Regions from separate parts of the Homo sapiens genome. Here all the other regions are linked to region 1. Evidence: chromatin loops called from intact Hi-C (ENCODE). Cell type or tissue: heart right ventricle. All regions are shown on one strand. Each heading gives the region's core, and the rest is flanking DNA. Links, peaks and the distances in the headings are about the cores only.

The links. A loop is a pair of places that touch in the nucleus more often than their neighbours do. Peaks named below come from ENCODE experiments on the same cell type or tissue, not always from the same donor. Only the 100,000 strongest peaks of a DNase experiment are listed, where the experiment ranks them.
Region 2: a loop joins it to region 1, with 1.9 times the contacts of the local background. A loop is called at or near these places in 11 of 110 quality-filtered maps.
Region 3: a loop joins it to region 1, with 1.8 times the contacts of the local background. A loop is called at or near these places in 8 of 110 quality-filtered maps.

What each region holds. Positions count from the first base shown.
Region 1 is chr7:75,636,716-75,642,668 of GRCh38, reverse strand. All of the region lies in intron 1 of HIP1 (huntingtin interacting protein 1), which reads left to right. Among named protein-coding and RNA genes, the nearest start is that of HIP1, 99 kb to the left of the region's middle. RefSeq lists enhancers at 1,604-2,357, 2,358-3,112 and a silencer at 3,202-3,301. In heart right ventricle, for the core only: no CTCF peak of the experiment used is centred there; DNase peaks (open chromatin) are centred at 2,695, 3,148 and 3,778; H3K4me3 peaks cover 2,080 bases; H3K27ac peaks cover 2,241 bases.
Region 2 is chr7:75,581,898-75,587,850 of GRCh38, reverse strand. HIP1 (huntingtin interacting protein 1) reads left to right here. Exons shown (of 31, transcript NM_005338.7): 5 at 1,018-1,098; 6 at 5,700-5,776. Among named protein-coding and RNA genes, the nearest start is that of SPDYE5, 93 kb to the right of the region's middle. In heart right ventricle, for the core only: no CTCF peak of the experiment used is centred there; no DNase peak of the experiment used is centred there.
Region 3 is chr7:75,561,834-75,567,786 of GRCh38, reverse strand. It overlaps HIP1 (huntingtin interacting protein 1), which reads left to right. Exons shown (of 31, transcript NM_005338.7): 10 at 4,524-4,599; 11 at 4,712-4,852; 12 at 5,617-5,714. Among named protein-coding and RNA genes, the nearest start is that of SPDYE5, 72 kb to the right of the region's middle. In heart right ventricle, for the core only: no CTCF peak of the experiment used is centred there; a DNase peak (open chromatin) is centred at 2,447; H3K27ac peaks cover 2,598 bases.

The DNA of each region.
Region 1 (5,953 bases), core at 469-5,468:
CCTGGGCACAGATGAGCAGTTTGATGGATGGGCAGGGTGGGAGGATGAGAGAGGATAGACAAGAATGGGGGCAGATATGTCTATAGCATTGAGAACCAAATAAACCATAGAAGGGTTTTGTTTTGTTTTGTTTTGAGACAGAGTCTCACTCTGTGGCCCAAGCTGGAGTGCAGTGGTGCGATCTCAGCTCACTGCAACCTCTGTCTCTCGTGTTCAAGTGATTCTCCTGCCTCAACCTCCTGACTAGATGGGATTACAGGCATGCGCCACCACTCCCAGATATTTTTGTATTTTTAGTAGAGACGGTTTCACCATGTTGGCCAAGCTGGTCTTGAACTCCTGACCTCAGGTGATCCTCCCGCCTCAGCCTCCCAAAGTGCTGGGATTACAGGTGTGAACCGTCGTACCCAACCAGAAGGGTTTTTTGTTTTGTTTTGAAGACAGGGTCTCACTCTGTTACCCAGGCTGGTCTAGAATCCTGGCCTCAAGCAATCCTCCCACCTCAGCCTCCCAAAGTGCTGAGATTACAGGCATGAGCCACTGCACCCGGCCTGTTGTTTTTTTCTTTTTTTCTATTTGGGATGGGCTGGCCAGTAGGGAGTCACAATTAGATGTGTATAGGATGAATTGGACAGGAAGAGACTGAAGGCAGAGGCTGTTGTCGAAAGTCTTATCCAGGGAAGGAATAGTCAATAAGACATAGATTGGAAGCTACTTGCAAGAAAGAATCGCAGGGATGTGGGACCTGATTAGATGGAGTGGGAGCGGGGATTGTTGCTGGAGGAATTAAGGCTGCCTTTGAAGTTTCCAGCTTAACCAGCTCAGTGGAGGTAGAACCATTAGTTGAGCCAGAAAACAGGAGGAAGAACAGATTGTGAATGTAGAAAAACAGTCAGGCACAGTGGCTCACGCCTGTAATCCCAGCACTTTGGGAGGCTGAGGTCGGGAGTTCGAGATCAGCCTGACCAACATGGAGAAACCCCGTCTCTACTATAAATACAAAATTAGCCGGGGCTGGGCATGGTGGCACATGCCTGTAATCCCAACTACTCAGGAGGCTGAGGCAGGCGAATTTCTTGAACCCAGGAGGCAGAGGTTGTGGTGAGCTGAGATTGCACCATTGCACTCCAGCCTGGGCAACAAGTGTGAGACTTTGTCTCAAAGAAAAAAAAAAAGCAAACAAGGAGCAAATAAAAAAGAAAGAAAAAGAAAACCAAAAAAGAAAAAACAAATAAAATAGAGGGAAGACTGAGCATGGTGGCTCACACCTGTAATCCCAGCACTTTGGGAGGCTGAGACAGGTGGATTGCTTGAGTCCAGGAGTTCTCAAACTCCTGAAGGGACCAGCCTGTACAACATAGCAAGACCCTAGTCTCACTCTGCCACCCAGGCTGGAGTGCAGTGGTGTGATCTTGGCCCTCTGCAACCTCTGCCTCCCATGCTCAAGCGATTCTCCTGCCTCACCCTATCGAGTGGCTGGGATTGCAGGTGTGCGCCATCATGACCAGCTAATTTTTGTATTTTTAGTAGAGACGGGGTTTCGCCATGTTGCCCAGCTGGTCTCAAACTCCTGGCCTCAAGTGATCCACCTGCCTCAGCCTCCCAAAGTGCTGGGATTAGAGGCGTGAACCACCAAGCCCAAGATATTATTTCTTATATCTTGATGTTCTCACATACCCCTAGGAGGCAGGCAGATAGAGTCCCAATTTCATCGATAAGAACTCAGCTTTGACAGGAAGGGGCTGTGATAGGGCAAGCCCAGCAGGTCCTGGGGCCATGATAGGAGATGCCTTCTCCTCAGGGCCCCTTCATGTGGGTCCCTTCATGTGGGTGCAGAGGTCGGCCTCGCAGCTGTTCTGGATCCCATCACCTGTTCATTATTTATTATTATTATTATTATTATTATTATTATTATTGAGATGGAGTCTCCTTCTGTCATCCAGGCTGGAGCACAGTGGTGTGATCTTGGCTCATTGCAACCTCTGCCTCCCAGGTTCAAGCGATTCTCCTGCCTCAGCCTCCCGAGTAGCTGGGATTATAGGCGCACACCACCCCACCCGGCTAATTTTTGTATTTTTAGTAGAGACGGGAGTTTCGTCATTTTGGCCAGGCTGGTCTTGAACTCCTGGCCTCAAGCAATCTGCCTGCCTCAGCCTCCCAAAGTGCTGGGATTACAGGCCTAAAGTGCTGGGATTACAGGCGTGAGCCCGCCGGGAGCCAGGCCCACCTGTTCATTATTTTAAAAGCCCTAACTTCATGGTTGCCCCGTGGCAGCATGGGAAGCCCTTCTGGGCTTGGGCTGGATGGTCCTTACTGAAGTCTGCCCTGCTCCCCAGTCCCTGCCGGGTGTGTGACCTGGGGCACCTCCCTCTCCCTCTCTGGATCTCAGTTTCCTCTCCGTATAAAGTGGGGTTGATCTAGGTGGACTCTCAGGTCCCTGCTGCATCCAAAACTTTACTGCCATCTGATTTTGGGGGGACAGACTGTGTTGAAACTATAGGCTTGAATGGCCAGGCTTTTTCCGGAGAACTTGCCCCAAAGGAGCATTTGCCAGGAGACCTTTTGAGGCCACCAGCTGTGTCTACTGCAGAGGGGAATGTCTGCCTTGCATTTCGGCATCGAATAAGGAAAGGGACATCGGGATTCTGGCTTGAGAGAAAGGAGCTCCCAGCTCAGGGCAGACATCATTTAGGAACCACGGAGCCAATTTCCCTCACTCCAGGAAGGGCTGGCTGTGGCTCACGTGGGAGGGGGACGCTCAGAGCCTTCCTGGGGATACCTGTTCCACTTCCTCCCAATTGCCCATCTGTTTGGAGACCCCAGTCTCATTCGGGAGGCCCCTCCAGATTAGCCGCAGGAGGCAAACAACTGGCCGTGAATTCCCCCTTTGTCCAGGGAAGCCAAGTGGGGAGGGGCCGAGCGGACCCCCTGCCCCCACTGGAATGTCGGCCTCCTGCGCCCCCCATCTGTCCCTCCTTTTTCACCACCTCCCCTGCTCACTTCCTGAGTCCCACTGATCCCACCACCAAAACACACGCATGCATGCACACGCACGCCTGCACACACACGCGGGCGCACACACACACACACACACACACACACACACGCTTCCTGGCGGGCCGGCGGCCTCTCGCTCCGGGATCGGCGATCCCCGCCACCGGGAACTCTGGGGAGAAGCCACCTTTTGTTATTCAAATCACATCCTCGCCGTGCGAGCCCGGGGGCCGCGGGATCTGGCCCGGGAACCCGCCTCCCGGTCTCCCCTCGCGCCCCCGCCAGCTGATTCCGGGATTTCCCGGTCCCCGGGGGCTCGGGCGCGCCGGTCTCTGCCGGCGGGGCCGCGCCTCCCCCGCCCCCGGCGCGCGCTGCGGCTCCGCGCCCGCCCCCCTCCCCCTCCCCCTCGCCGCCTCCCCTCCCCCTCCCCTTCCTTTCTCCGGTCCAGCCTTGGTGCCGCCGCCGCCGCCGCCGCCTGCCCCGGTCCGCGGGGGCCCTGCCGGCCGCCCTCCCCGCAGCATGGCACCCTCGGGGCGCGATTAGCCGGGAGCAGCTTTGGGGGAAGCGGGATCTCCAGGGGTGGGGGGGTGCCCCGCAGCCTCGGTCATGGATGTGAGCAAGATGGTAAGTGTGAGCAGGGGCTTTGCCCCGAGCCCCCTCCCCACACCCCCAGCCCTGGCGCCCTCCCTTCTCCCCCTCCTAGCCGGCGCGATCCATTGAAAGTTTCTGGATTGTTGATCCTGCCTGTTGGCCCCAACTCCAGGCGTGCCGGAGGAGGGAGCCGGGCCAGGATTCTGGAGGCGGCTGGCCGGCCGGGATGGGCTCTGGCTTTCCCGCCGCGCCGCCGCCGGGCTGCCCGGGAGATCGCGCTGGACTCCAGGGACTGGGCTGCGGGGCTCGCCGCCCACCTCGGGAGACCTGCCGGACGGGAGGGAGGGCAGCGCCGCCGGAAGGGGCTTGTACCGTGCCCTCCGGAGCCCCCTGCCCGCACACCTACAGGAGATCGATGGAAGATGTGTGGGGCTGAGCCCGTGGGCAGGGAGGCACAGGTGGCGCTGGGAGGACAGTGAGAAGCCAGGTTTCAACCATCCTAGGAGGTGAGGGGGCAGGAATGGAGCCCTTGGCAGAGACGGGGAAGGTTCTAGGTTGGCCACTTGGGAACCCCAGCTTCAGTGGGCCTGAGGTGCAGCCAACACCTTCGCCTCCTAAGCATGACTCCGCCTTTCCTTTAGAAATGGGCTCCTCTGGAGGGGTCTGTGCCCTCCCCCAGAGAAGCCCTCCACCCCCACCTCCACCGCGAATACAGTAGGATCTTGAAGAAATCATTGCTTATTGATTGAGACCAAGGAGCAGCCTTCAGCCGGTACCAGGATGTGATTTGGGGGATTCTGATGGGAGGGGGGTTCGCAGGGAGCACCTGGAGGCCCGGAAACTGCAGGTTTTCCCAGGGGTCTTGATTGGCTGTCACTCTGAATGGAGATTTAAGGGTGCCCTTGCCATCTCAATCACCCTGACCCCGAGTTTAGACCAGGGTACTGTCCCTACCGTCCAGCCTTGCAACCCTCAAGGGCCTGTGTGTCAGGCGGGTCTTGGGAGGGGGGAGGCAATCAGGGCTTTCGAGGAAAGGAGCTGTCGTGGGCTGTGTGTGTGTGTGTGTGTGTGTGTGTGTATGTGTGTGTGTGGGGGGGGGGGGGGGGTCTGGGTCTGCCCTTGCCATAGAGATGAGGAGGTACTAGAATTTGAGTTTATCTTGTTCAGAATTATATTACTTTTCCCCAGAGGGTGCCCTTTCGAGGCAACCAAGGGAGGTTGGTTCTCTGCCCGGCCCTGGCCTTTGGCACTCTGTCTTGGCTAGGAGACAATGGGATGGGGGCTGATGACAGGGGAGAGTCCTATTCTATGGCCTGCATCAGTCTCAGACTGACTGAGCATTGCCCCTGGGGTTGGGGGCTGCTTGAGGGGCTTCATGTCTTTATTTGGGTTCCTATCTTTATTTGGAGAGAAATACCTGTTCATGGTTGGGCAGTGAGTGCCCAGAGGTTGGACCAGCATTCCTTGTCTGTCTGCCATGAAATCTCGCTTTCTTTGGGCATGTATTAGAACTCCCTCTCAAAAAAAAAAAAAAAAAAAAAAAAAAATCCTCTCTGCAGCTATGGGGGTGGAGATGTAGAAAACTAAGCAGTAGTTCTTTCCTAGAGGTGTCTGAGCAAGACCAGAAGACTCATCTGTCTGGGCTATGATTAGGAGGTTGAGGGATCTGAAGCTTCGAAACTCTACTTTAGTCCAATGGCCACTAAACCGAATCACCCTTGAGCATCCTCCCAGCCCTGCACCCAGGTTCCCTGCAAAGCTTGGCCTGCAAGGACAAGCTTATAGGACTCAGGGACCTCTGTCCATCCATCCCTCATTAATCAACAGCATTTATTTAATTCTCATAATTTCTATAGCAAGTGCTGGGTAAAGAACACAAAGAAACATCATCGAAGGCCTCCCTCCCTGCTTCTCAAGGCCCTTAGCATGAAAGTGAAGGATCCAGAGAGATACAGGCCGACTCAACAGTTAGCTATCAATACAGGCCTGGATCAGAAGGCCAAAGCTTTGAGGACCATGGGGGTCTGAGAAGGGACTGGAGTGCAGAGTTCAGAAGGAAGACCAAGACCTCAGTTGGCCCTTGGAGGTTGGGTGGGGTAGGCATTGCCTGTTGGGAGAATCGCAGGAAGAGGATGGGCAGAGTCCATTGGGTGAGGCTGAAGACATTTGGCTGGTACAGAGGTTTGAAATCAGGAAACATCGAGATGGTTGTTTGGGGCCAGACCAGCAAGTCCCTGAATGCCAACCAAGGCATTCTGACCCTGGCCCGTAAGCACTGGGAAACCTCTGGAGAATTCTGAGCCCTGGGGAGGTGCATCTATTGCCTCTTTCCTCTTTTAGCTTGGGGTCCAAACAAAAGTGATATTAG
Region 2 (5,953 bases), core at 954-5,953, 55 kb after region 1:
CTGAGACCACAGGTGCACACCACCATGCCCAGCTAATTTTTTAATTTTTTGTAGAGATGGGGTTTCGCCATGTTGGCCAGGCTGGTCTCAAATTCCTGAGCTCAAGCAATCCTCCCTCCTCGGCCTCCCAAAGTGCTGGGATTACAGGCATGAGCCACTGCACCTGGCCAGACTCAACATTCTTAAGTAGGAAGCTTTGTCCAGAATTTATCAAAGGCAGTCCTTATGTTTGTACAAAAGATTGTGCTATAAGGAATGTTCATTGAAATGGTTTATGATAGCAAAAATTTCAACTGGTTTGAATTGGCTTCAGCTCATTTGAATTTATTGAGTCAGTTCAATAAATTACAATAATACTGGTCAGTCACTAAAAATAATGAAAGAAAGTTTAAGAAGTTGAATAAAATTGCAGCATATTAAGCAAGAAAAATAGATTGATTCTATTTTACATTTAAGAATAAAGGTAGATGGCTGGGTGCGGTGGCTCACGCCTGTAATCCCAGCACTTTGGGAGGCAGAGGCGGGCAGATCACCTGAGATCAGAAGTTCGAGACTAGTCTGGCCAATATGGTGAAACCCCATCTCTACTAAAAGCTACAAAAATTAGCTGGGCGTGGTGGCTCACACCTGTAGTGTAATCCTAGCCTTTTGGGAGGCCAAAGCAGGTGGATCACTCAAGGCCAGGAGTTTGAGACCAGCCTGGGTAACATGGTGAAACCATATCTCTAGCAAAAATACAAAAATTGACCAGGCGTGGTGGTGCGTGCCTGTAATCCCAGCTACTCGGGAGGCTGAGGCAGGAGAATCACTTGAACCCAGGAGGTGGAGGCTGCAGTGAGCCGAGATCATGCCACTGCACTCCAGCCTGGGCAACAGAGCTAGACCCCATCTCTAAATAAATAAAATAAAGGGGAGAAAACAAAGAAGATAGATTCTTTACCAGAGAATTCCTGGCTGCAGATCTCTTGACTGTTATGTTCTTGTTGTTGACTCTGTTTCCCCTCCTCTTCCTAAAAGGGCCACCTGAGCGAGGGGTATGGCCAGCTGTGCAGCATCTACCTGAAACTGCTAAGAACCAAGATGGAGTACCACACCAAAGTGAGTCTCTGCGGACAGTTCTGCCGCCACCGCCGCCTCCCCTGCTCCATCCCTTCAGCCCCTCCCTGGGCTCATTTGTCAGCTCTTTCAGGTAATAGACAGCCCAGGCTTCTGAGGAAGTGTGCACATCATGTACCCAAGCTGTGAGAGAGGAAAGCCACCGCCAGGCCCACGGGGTGTGACGAAGGCTGGGATTTTGGCCCGTGTCTTCTGCACCCTTTGTTCCCCATTTTGCAGCTAGAAAGAAACCTGGCCAGGCACGGTGGCTCACACCTATAATCCTAGCTCTTTCGGAGGCCCAGGCGGATGGATCACCCGAGGTCAGGGGTTCAAGACTGGCCTGGACAACATGGCAAAACCCCGTCTCTACTAAAATTACAAAAATTACCCATGGTGGTGATGCATGCCTGTAGTCCCAGCTACTCGGGAGGCTGAGGCAGGAGAATCGCTTGAACCTGAGACCAGGAGGCAGAGGTTGCAGTGAGCCAAAACCATGCCACTGCACTCCAGCCTGGGAGACAAAATGAGACTCTGTCTCAAAAAAAAAAACAAAAAAAAGAAAGAGTAACCCTAGGCACTATATTGCCTTATGAAAATGTTACAGAAGCATTGATTTTACTGTTAATAAAAACAATTCCTGGCTGGGCACAGTGGCTCATGCCTGTAATCTGAGCATTATGGGAGGTCGAGGCTGGAGGATCGCTTAAGACCAGGAGTTTGAGACCAGCCTGGGCCATAGCAAGATCCTGTCTCTACAAAAAAATTTAAAAATTAGCCGGGCGTGGTAGTGTGCAACTGTAGTCCCAGCTACTCGGGAGGCTGAGGTGGGAGGATACCTTGAGCCTGGGAAGTCAAGGATGCAGTGAGCTATGATCGCATCACTGCCCTCCCGCCTGGGCAACAGAGTGAGGCCCTGTTTCACAGAAAAAAGAGAGAAGAAGGTGACACAATGGATAGTGTGAGGTGGGGGAGGCGAGCAGCTGCGGGGTGTACAGGGGTCTGGCAACTGTGGGAGACAACGGGGATCAGGCAGAGGGGTGGGCACATAGGAGGCAACGTAAACCAGAACTGAGGCTGGGCCAGGCCAGGGTGTCAGAGGCTGAGGCGGGGAGTCGGGCTGCCCTTGGGCTGGATTGCAAGGCGAAGAAGCAGGAGGGAGAGGCTGAGAGTGTGGAGGGGAGGGGGCTTGTAGCGTGTGATTGGAGGGAGGACCGGGCTCTGGTAAAGGTGTCATGAGGAGGCGGGGAAAGGTGAGAACTGGATTTAAGATGTTTTGGGGTTGGGCGCAGTGGCTCACGCCTGTCATCCCAGCATTTCAGGAGGCCAAGGCGGGCGGATCGTCTGAGGTCTGGAGTTCAAGACCAGCCTGGCCAACATGGCAAAACTCCGTCTCTACTAAAAATACAAAAAGAAATTAGCTCACGTCTGTAGTCCCAGCTACTCGGGAGGCTGAGGCAGGAGAATCGCTTGAACCTGGGAGGCGGAGGTTGCAGCGAGCCGAGATGCTGCCTCTGCACTCCAGACTGGGCGACAGAGCAAGACTCAATCTCAAAAAAAAAAAAAAAAAGACGTTTTGGGAGTAGAGATTGAAAGTGTTAAATTGAGCTGGATGTGGTGGCTCACACCTCTAATCTCCACACAATGGAAGGCCAAGGCAGGAGGATCACTTGAGGCCAGGAGTTGGAGACCAGCCTGACCAACATAGTGAAACCCCCATCTCTACTAAAAACACAAAAATTAGCTGGGCGTGGTGACACGCACCTGTAATCCCAGCTACTCAGGAGGCTGAGGCTTGAGAATGGCTTGAACCCAGGAGGCGGAGGTTGCAGTGAGCCGAGATGGCGCCACTGCACTCCAGCCTGGGTGACAGAGCAAGACTCTGTCTCAAAAAAAAAAAAAAAAGTGTTAAATGGAAAGTGGGAGGAGGAAGGGCCTAGGGTAGGATTTTAGGTGGAAAAGGAAAGAAAGGAGGGTGTAGAGAAAGCAAGACTGGGAAGAAGGTTAAGGAGGAAGAGGACTGGGATGGGAGCTGGGGCAGTGGGGCTGCGGGGCTGATAGAGGCCAAAGGGGTCCCTTTGCCTTGTATATAGGAAGACAGCAGAGTTCAGTGGCATCAGAAGCAGCTGGTGCCAATAGCCAGTCCCCTAGCTTTTAATAGCATGGAAGGGCAGAAGGGAATGGTCACGTGGGCTTGGAGAACTGGGGTCGAAGAGGATGCAGCTGGCTTTGCTTCCAGAGGCTCTCGAGCTCACTGCTGTCTTGTTTTTCCTGGTTTTAGAAAGCAGAGAAAAAGGGGAAGCTGGTATTGTCCAAGTGTGGAGGAGCAAAGGACTTTTCCAGTTTTTAGCAATTAGCGATACAAGAGTGGGGAAGGAGGCTGGGCAGAGTGGCTCACACCTGCAATCCCAGCATTTGGGGAGGCCAAGGCTTGAGGTGAGACCAGCCTGGGCAACACAGTGAGACCCTGTCTCTTAAAAAAAATTTTTTTTGGCCAGGCGCGGTGGCTCACGCTTGTAATCCCAGCACTCTGGGAGGCCGAGGCGGGTGGATCACCTGAGGTCAGGAGTTCAAGACCAGCCTGGGCAACATGGTGAAACCCCATCTCCACTAAAAATACAAAAAAATTAGCCGGGCATGGTGGTGCGTGCCTGTTAATCCCAGCTACTCAGGAGGCTGAGGCAGGAGAATCGCTTGAACCCAAGGGGCTGAGGTTGCAGTGAGCTGAGATCATGCCATTGCACTCCAGCCTGGGCAACAGAGTGAGACTCCGTCTCGAAAACAACAACAAAAATATCCCGCACACATTAAAGAAAAATTCATTCTCTGGCTGGGCGTGGTGGCTCACACCTGTAATCCCAGCACTTCGGGAGGCCAAGGCGGGCGGATCACCTGAGGTCAGGAGTTCAAGACCAGCCTGGCCAATGTGGCGAAACCCCATCTCTACTAAACACACACACACACACACACACACACACACACACACACACACACACACAAATTAGCCCGCATGGTGGTGTATGCCTGTAGTACCAGCTACTGAGGAGGCTGAGGTGGAGGATCACTTGAGCCCAGGAATTCGAGGCTGCAGTGAGTGATGATCATGCCACTGCACTCCAGCGTGGGCAACAGTGAGGCCATGTCTCTAAAAAATAAAAAAAGAGAGAGAAACAAGAGAGAGCTGGTTTCCCCCTCCTCTGCCATGTAAGCAACGTAATCAGGATGAAGCGCCTCACCAGGCACCGAATCTGTCAACACCCTGACTTTGAACTCCCTGGCCTCGAGAACTGAAAGACACTCTCTATGGGTTAAGCCACCCAGTGCATGGTATCTTGTTATAACTGCCCGAGCTGACTGAGACGGACGTTCAGGACAGAGAGCGTGAATGCATAGTGACACCAGCTGTGAGTCTTTCTCCAGGGACAGTCGGCAGCCGGCCCTAGGTGCAGAGCCGATGACAAGGACCCAGGCTCTCAGCAGGTCTTCCAAGCAGTGTGGTAGAAAGGCAGGCAGGGTGTGGGGAAGTGGAGCCAGGCCACCAGTCATGATGTCAAGACTGAGCCAGGAAGCAAAGGCAGGCAGAGAGATGGGGAGGAGAGGGAGCAGGAGGGGACTGGCCATCTCTGAGACAGAAGCGTGAGTAGTGGGTGGACTTGAGGGCAGGAGAGGACTGAAAGGGCAGAGGCCTGGGCGATGCAGCCAGAGAGGGAGATGCTGGTGTGGGGAGGTCTGGGCAGGGATGTTTTAGGTGATGGCAGAGTCTGGAGTGGGGATGGAGTAGAGGTGAAGGTGCTGAAATTGAGGTCAGAGGTTGTAATCTCAGCGTGTATGACTTGGGGCAAAGGAAAACTGTGTCCCAGGTGCCAGGTCAAGCCTCAGAGGCCTTGGCACCATGGAGCCCAGGAGCAAAGTCTGCAATGGGGATTTTTTTTTCTTTTTTTTGCGGTGGGGGAGACGGAGTCTCACTCTTGCCCAGGCTGGAGTGCAGTGGTGCGATCTCAGCTCACTGCAACCTCCGCCTCCCAGCGTCAAGCAATTCTGCCTCAACCTCCCAAGGAGCTGGGACTACAGGCGTGCACCACCACACCCGGCTAATTTTTGTATTTTTAGTTGAGACAGGGTTTTGCCATGTTGGCCAGCCTCGTCTCTAATTCCTGACCCCAAGTGATCCATCTGCCTTGGCCCCCAAAGTGCTGGGATTACAGGTGTGAGCCACCGCACCTGGCCTAGAGCCTAAAGTATCCACTTGTACATGTAGATGCCCCACGATGGAATGGCCACCCATCTCTGTGGCCTTTTCCCTTTGCCACAGGGACAAACCACACAGATGACAGGATCATGCTGGCTGTAGATACTCAGCAATGATTGATGATACCAGCGATTTTTCTTTTTTTCTTTTTTGTTTGTTTTGAGGTAGGGTCTCACTCTGTAACCAAGCTGGAGTGCAGTGGCCTTGAACTGTAAACTTGAACTCCCGGGCTCAAGCAATCCTCCCACCTCGGCCTCCCAAGTAGCTGGGACCACAGGCGTGTGCCACCACGCCCGGCTGAGAGAGGGCTCTTCATGTCTTCTGCCCTGACTCCCTTCCTCTGCCTCCCTTCCAGAATCCCAGGTTCCCAGGCAACCTGCAGATGAGTGACCGCCAGCTGGACGAGGCTGGAGAAAGTGACGTGAACAACTTGTAAGTGGCTCCTGCCCTGAGCCCAGGGAGGGAGAAAGCTTTTGTGAATGCTGACACTTCTCATAAGGGTCATGGAGGGCCTGATGGGGGGAGGCCGTGGCTGGGATGGGGACCAAAGCCCCTGGGTGACTTGGCCTTGGGGCTACTTATTTATTGGTGGTGCCTCATCCAGAACCC
Region 3 (5,953 bases), core at 457-5,456, 75 kb after region 1:
TCTTCGGGCTGGAGTGCAATGGCAATGGCACGATCTCGGCTCACTGCAACCTCCGCCTCCTGGGTTCAAGTGATTCTCCTGCATCAGCCTCTCGAGTAGCTGAGACTACAGGCACACACCACCATGCCCAGCTAATTTTTGTATTTTTAGTAGAGATAGGGTTTCACCATGTTGGCCAGGATGGTCTCGATCTCTTGACCTTGTGATCTGCCCACCTCAGCCTCCCAAAGTGTTGGGATTACAGGCGTGAGCCACTGCACCCGACCTGAGGTTATCTTCATTCTAAGGTGATAAAGTGACAGAAAATAGCTCAGACAGAGGCAAATCTACCTATAGCTAGGGTAACTATTGGTTATCTAATAAATCCCATAGAAGCATATAGAAGAAAGAGATTTCATCCATTCATTAGTTGCCTGCTTATGCCCCAGACTTCATCCTCTTCTCTTTTCTGTCTCCCTAAGTTCTGGTCTTATAGCATTTATAGACTGATAACCCCTAAATATGCATCTCTAGCCAGACCTTACTTCTGAATGCCAGCCTCTTGTCCCCAATTTGACATCTGTATAGCATACTTAAATCTCAAACTGTACTTTAGGTTTTCTCAAAAAAAAAAAACAAAAAAAAACCTTTCTCTCTCCATTCTGTTTTTGTTTGTTTGTTTTTGTTTTTGTTTTTGAGACAGAGTCTCGCTCTGTCACCCAGGCTTGAGTGCGGTGGTGTGATCTTGGCTTACTGCAACCTCAGCCTCCCCATCTCCAGTGATTCTCCTGCCTCAGCCTCTTCAGTAGCTAGGATTACAGGCGCCCACCACCATGCCCGACTAATTTTTGTATTTTTAGTAGAGACAGGATTTCACCATGTTGGCCGGGCTGGTCTGGAACTCCTGACCTCAAGTGATCTGCCTCCCAAAGTGATGGGATTACCGGCGCGAGTCACTGTGCCCAGCCCCTCCCCATTCTTTTCTATCTCAACAAATACTGCCATCATCCATTTAGGCCAGAGATCTGGAAGTCACCATTTTCCTCATCCCCCATGTCCAATCCACTAGCAGGTTTGGTTGATACCCTACAAATATGACCTGCTTCTGAGGTGGGATGGGAGACTGGACTCTGGAGGCAGGGCTTGGGCATCGGACCAAATTAAGGACAAGTAAAACAGGGAAAGGGCGGAAGCACCTCTGCATAAGACACACCTACCAGTGTGCAGTGACAGTTTACCATTGCTATGGCAACATCCGGAAGTTAGCGCCCCTTTCCATGGCAATAACCTGACAATCTGGAATTTACCACTTTTTTTCTAGAAATTTCTGCATAATCTGCCCCTTAATTTACATATAATTAAAAGTGGGTATAAATGTAACAGCTGCTATTCTGGGCTCACTGCGTATGGAGTAGCCCTGCGCTGCAAGGAACAGGACCTCCGCTGCTGGCTGTGCACTGCCGCCTCAATAAAAGTTGCTAACACCAGCCGGGTGCAGTGGCTCATGCCTGTAATCCCAGCACTTTGGGAGGCCGAGGTGGGCAGATCACTTGAGGTCAGGAGTTCAAGACCAGCCTGGCCAACATGGTGAAACCCCGTCTCTACTAAAAAATTAGCAGGGCATGGTGGTGCACACCTGTAATCCCAGCTACTCGGGAGGCTGAGGCAGAAGAATCGCTTGAACCCAGGAGGTGGAGGTTGCAGTGAGCCAAGATCACATCACTGCACTCAGGCCTGGGCGTCAGAATGAGATTCCATCTCAAAACAAAAACAAAAACAAAAGATCTTTACTTAGGCTGGGTGCAGTGGCTCACACCTGTAATCCCAGCACTTTGGGAGGCCGAAGCAAGTGGATCGCTTGAGGTCAGGAGTTTGAGAGCAGCCTGGCTAACATGATGAAACCCTGTCTCTACTGTAAATACAAAAATTAGCCCTGTAATCCCAGCTACTCAGGAGGCTGAGGCAGGAGAATTGCTTGAACTCAGGTGGCAGAGGTTGCAATGAGCTGAGATCATGCCACTGCACTACAGCTTGGGCAACAGAGCAAGACTCCATCCAAAAAAAAAAAAAGGAAAGGAGGGGAGGGGAGGCGAAACCAGGCAAAAGGGAAGGATAATAGAGTGAGAGTTGGGAGGACAGAGGGGGCTGAGAAGGGCCTCCTGACTTAGCTGTGTAAAAGTGCACTCTCTTGTTTTTCCTGTTAATTTCCTCACCCTTGACCATAACTCCCAAATGCCAAGTTTCAGCTTCTCTGCCTGGTTCCCCAGGAGCAAGCGAAGGACAAGTGTGTGGTTGTACCCACCTCCTGGTACCCCTGTTCCATTTGAGAAGCCGAGTACATATTCTGTGATAAATGGCTTCTTTAGTCCAAGGAGACAGGCCCTGAGGCTGATTTCCTGGAATGTCAAATTCCGGTAGCTTGTGAAAGCAGTTGAGCCTGTTACTGTTGGCTCCAAACCAGCAAGATGGGGATGTGTGGTCAGGTGATTTCATTTCCTTTCATTTGCTTCTAGCTTAGAAAAACATCTCCCCTGAGTAGCCACTTTGCTGTTCCACACAGACACGGCTGCTGTCTGAGACCTCACTGTCCTTGAATTCAGGGGAAGCAGCAGTGATGTCACAGAGACAGAGACAGGCCTAAGTCTTGGGATCTGACAGGCTGTAACGAGACCCTGGGGGTTTCGTTTATTGGACTAAGCTGGAGAAAGTTCATTGTTGCAGGCCAAAGGATTTAAGGCCCATGTACCCCTTTCATCTCAGAATAGATGTAGTTAACTCCAGCTACTCAGGAGGCTGAGGTGGGAGGATCGCTTGAGCCCAGGAGGTTGAGATTGCAGCAAGCCTTGATCGTTCCACTGCACTTCAGCCTGGGTGACACAGCAAGACCTTGTCTCTAAAAAAATTAAAACAGGCCAAGCATGGTGGCTCTCACCTATAATCCCAGCACTTTGGAAGGCCAAGGTGGGTAGATGGCTTGAGCCCAGGAGTTTGAGACCAGCCTGGACAACATAGAGAGACCCCATCTTTATCAAAAACACACAAAAAATTAGCCAGGTGTGGTGGCACACACCTGTACTCCCAGCTACTTGGAGGCTGAGGTGAGAGGATCCCTTGGGCCCAGGGAGGTCAAGGCTGCAGTGAGCTATGATTTTGCCACTATACTCCAGCCTGGGCGACAGACTAAGACCCAATCTCAAAAAAATATTTACAAATAGGCAGGGCACATTGGCTCACGCCTATAACCCCAACATTTTGGGAGGCCGAGACGGGCGGATCACCTGAGGTCGGGAGTTCGAAACCAGCCTGACCAACATGGAGAAACCCCATCTCTACTAAAGATACAAAATTACCCAGGCATGATGGCACATGCTTGTAATCCCAGCAACTCAGCAGGCTGAGGCAGGAGAATCCCTTGAACCTGGAAGGTGGAGCTTGCAGTGAGCCGAGATCGCGCCATTGCACTCCAGCCTGGGCAATAAGAGCGACACTCCATCTCAAAAAATAAACAAACAAAATAAAAATGAAGAATATATAAGTCTGGATTCTCTTAGGTTTCTTGGTCTTCAGTGTTTAGATTCAAAATAGAGATTTGAGAATGAGAAAAAGATGTTGATTTTGCCAGATGTGGTGGCTCATGCCTGTAATCCCAGCACTTTGGGAGGCCAAGGCAGTAGGATTGCTTGAAGCCAGGAGTTTGAGACCAGCCTGGGCAACACAGCAAGAGCCTGTTTCTACCAAAAAATTAAAAATTAGCCAGGCATGGTGGTGCATCCCTGTAATTCTAGCTACTCAGGAGGCTGAGGCAGAAGACTGCTTGAGCCCAGGAATTCAAGGCTGCAATGAGCTCTGATTGCACCACTGCACTCTAGCCTGGGTGACAGAGCAAGACCCTGCCTCTACAAAAAGAGAGAGAGAGAGAAAAAAAATATTGGTTTCTTCATGTGCATATCCACCCAAGATTAGGACATAGTACCAAACGATTGTAATTCTCCAAGTGTTTATTGAACGGCTGCCCTGTCCCTGGCATTATGGGAAACAGCTCAGCGGAGCTCAGTCCCCACTTCCCAGGAACTTATAGTCTTAATTGTGGAGAGAACAAATAGTCCAAAAACAAAGAGAAGTAATGAAAGAAGAGAGCTACCTTTGTAGTAAAATTCCCTTCCCTTTTCCTATGGTTAGATGGCTTATCCTCAGAGAAAGTCAATTTCTTTTAATGTTACTCTAAACCAAACACTCCTCGGAAGTTAAATCTGCAAAATAACAACATGTGTTCTACAGCAATGAAGAAATTAGCTTTTTGATTATCTACTCTTCCAAAGGATTTGTAGCATGAATTACTCTTTCCTCACCAGCAGGTCACTGAGGACCAGCTTTAAATAATCCTCTGCAGCATCATAATTGAATCCCAGCACCATGGAGTTTATCTCCTTGACAGCCTGTGCCTTTGGGCTGGGGAGGGGGCAGGAAAGCCAGGTGGCTGCTCTGTCCCCTACATGGGGCTGATGAAGACACCCAGCACCCCTCAGGTCCTTCTCCACCCCTAGGTTGAAAGATCTGTTCTACCGCTCCAGCAACCTGCAGTACTTCAAGCGGCTCATTCAGATCCCCCAGCTGCCTGAGGTAAGCATGCCCAACCACACACCCTCGGCACTGCAGAGGCCCCAGGTACTCTCTTAAGGGCCGGCGGGGCCTGGCAAGCAAGCACTATTTGAGGATGTGTCTCCGTCTTCAGAACCCACCCAACTTCCTGCGAGCCTCAGCCCTGTCAGAACATATCAGCCCTGTGGTGGTGATCCCTGCAGAGGCCTCATCCCCCGACAGCGAGCCAGTCCTAGAGAAGGATGACCTCATGGACATGGATGCCTCTCAGCAGGTGAGGACCACTTGGGAGAGAAACTTGGCCTTTCCTCTCACCTGCAAGTACAGGGGAGAGGCTGGGGGAGACCCTGGCCAAAGCCCATTGACTCTAACCAGGTTCAGGCTTCTCTTCATTCACCTAGCACCAACCTAGGCTGAGCATCCTGCTCTGTGGCTCCCAGAAGGGTCATAAATGGGTGCAGTGGCTCACAGCTGTAATCCCAACACTTTGCAAGGCCAAGGTGGGAAGACTGCTTGAGGCCAGTTCAAGACCAGCCTGGGCAACATAGTAAGGCCCCATCTTTACAAAATTAGCCAGATGTGGTGGCACATACCTGTGGTCCCAGCTATGTGGGAAGCTGAGATGGGAGGATCACTTGAGCCTGGGAGGCCAAGGCTACAGTGAGCTGTTATCATGCCACTGCACTCCAGCCTAGGCAAGAGAACAAGAACCAGGCCCTAAAAATATAAATACATAAAATTAAAATAAAAAAATTATCCAGGTATGGTGGCACACACCTATACTTCCAGCTACTCAGGAGGCTGAAACAGGAGGATCACTTGAGCCAGGAGTTGGAGGCTGCAGTGAGCTATGATTGCACCACTGTACTCTAGCCTGGGCAGTAGAGCGAGAACCTGTCTCAAAAAAATTAAAAAAATTAAACAGGTCTGAACCGTTTAATTCGAGAAAGGGGGCATTCTCCCATATCACTCAACTGACCCACACACAGAATTCTCTGGCTCTCTGACTTATTCTCACTCCTTTTTGGTCAACCACAGAATTTATTTGACAACAAGTTTGATGACATCTTTGGCAGTTCATTCAGCAGTGATCCCTTCAATTTCAACAGTCAAAATGGTGTGAACAAGGATGAGAAGTGAGTCCAAGCTGGGTTCAAGCAGATGGTTCAGGAGCTAAGTTAAGCCATGGTCTGCCTCAAAACACTAACCAAAGAGGAATTCTTAATGATACTGGGGCTTCTTAGATACAGAACATCTTGAAGGGTTGGGGGCAATGGCTTATGCCTGTAATCCCAACATGTGGGGAGGATGAGGTAGGAGGATTTTTTAAGGCCAGGAGTTTAAGACCAAGCTTGGGCAACATAGCAAGATCCCA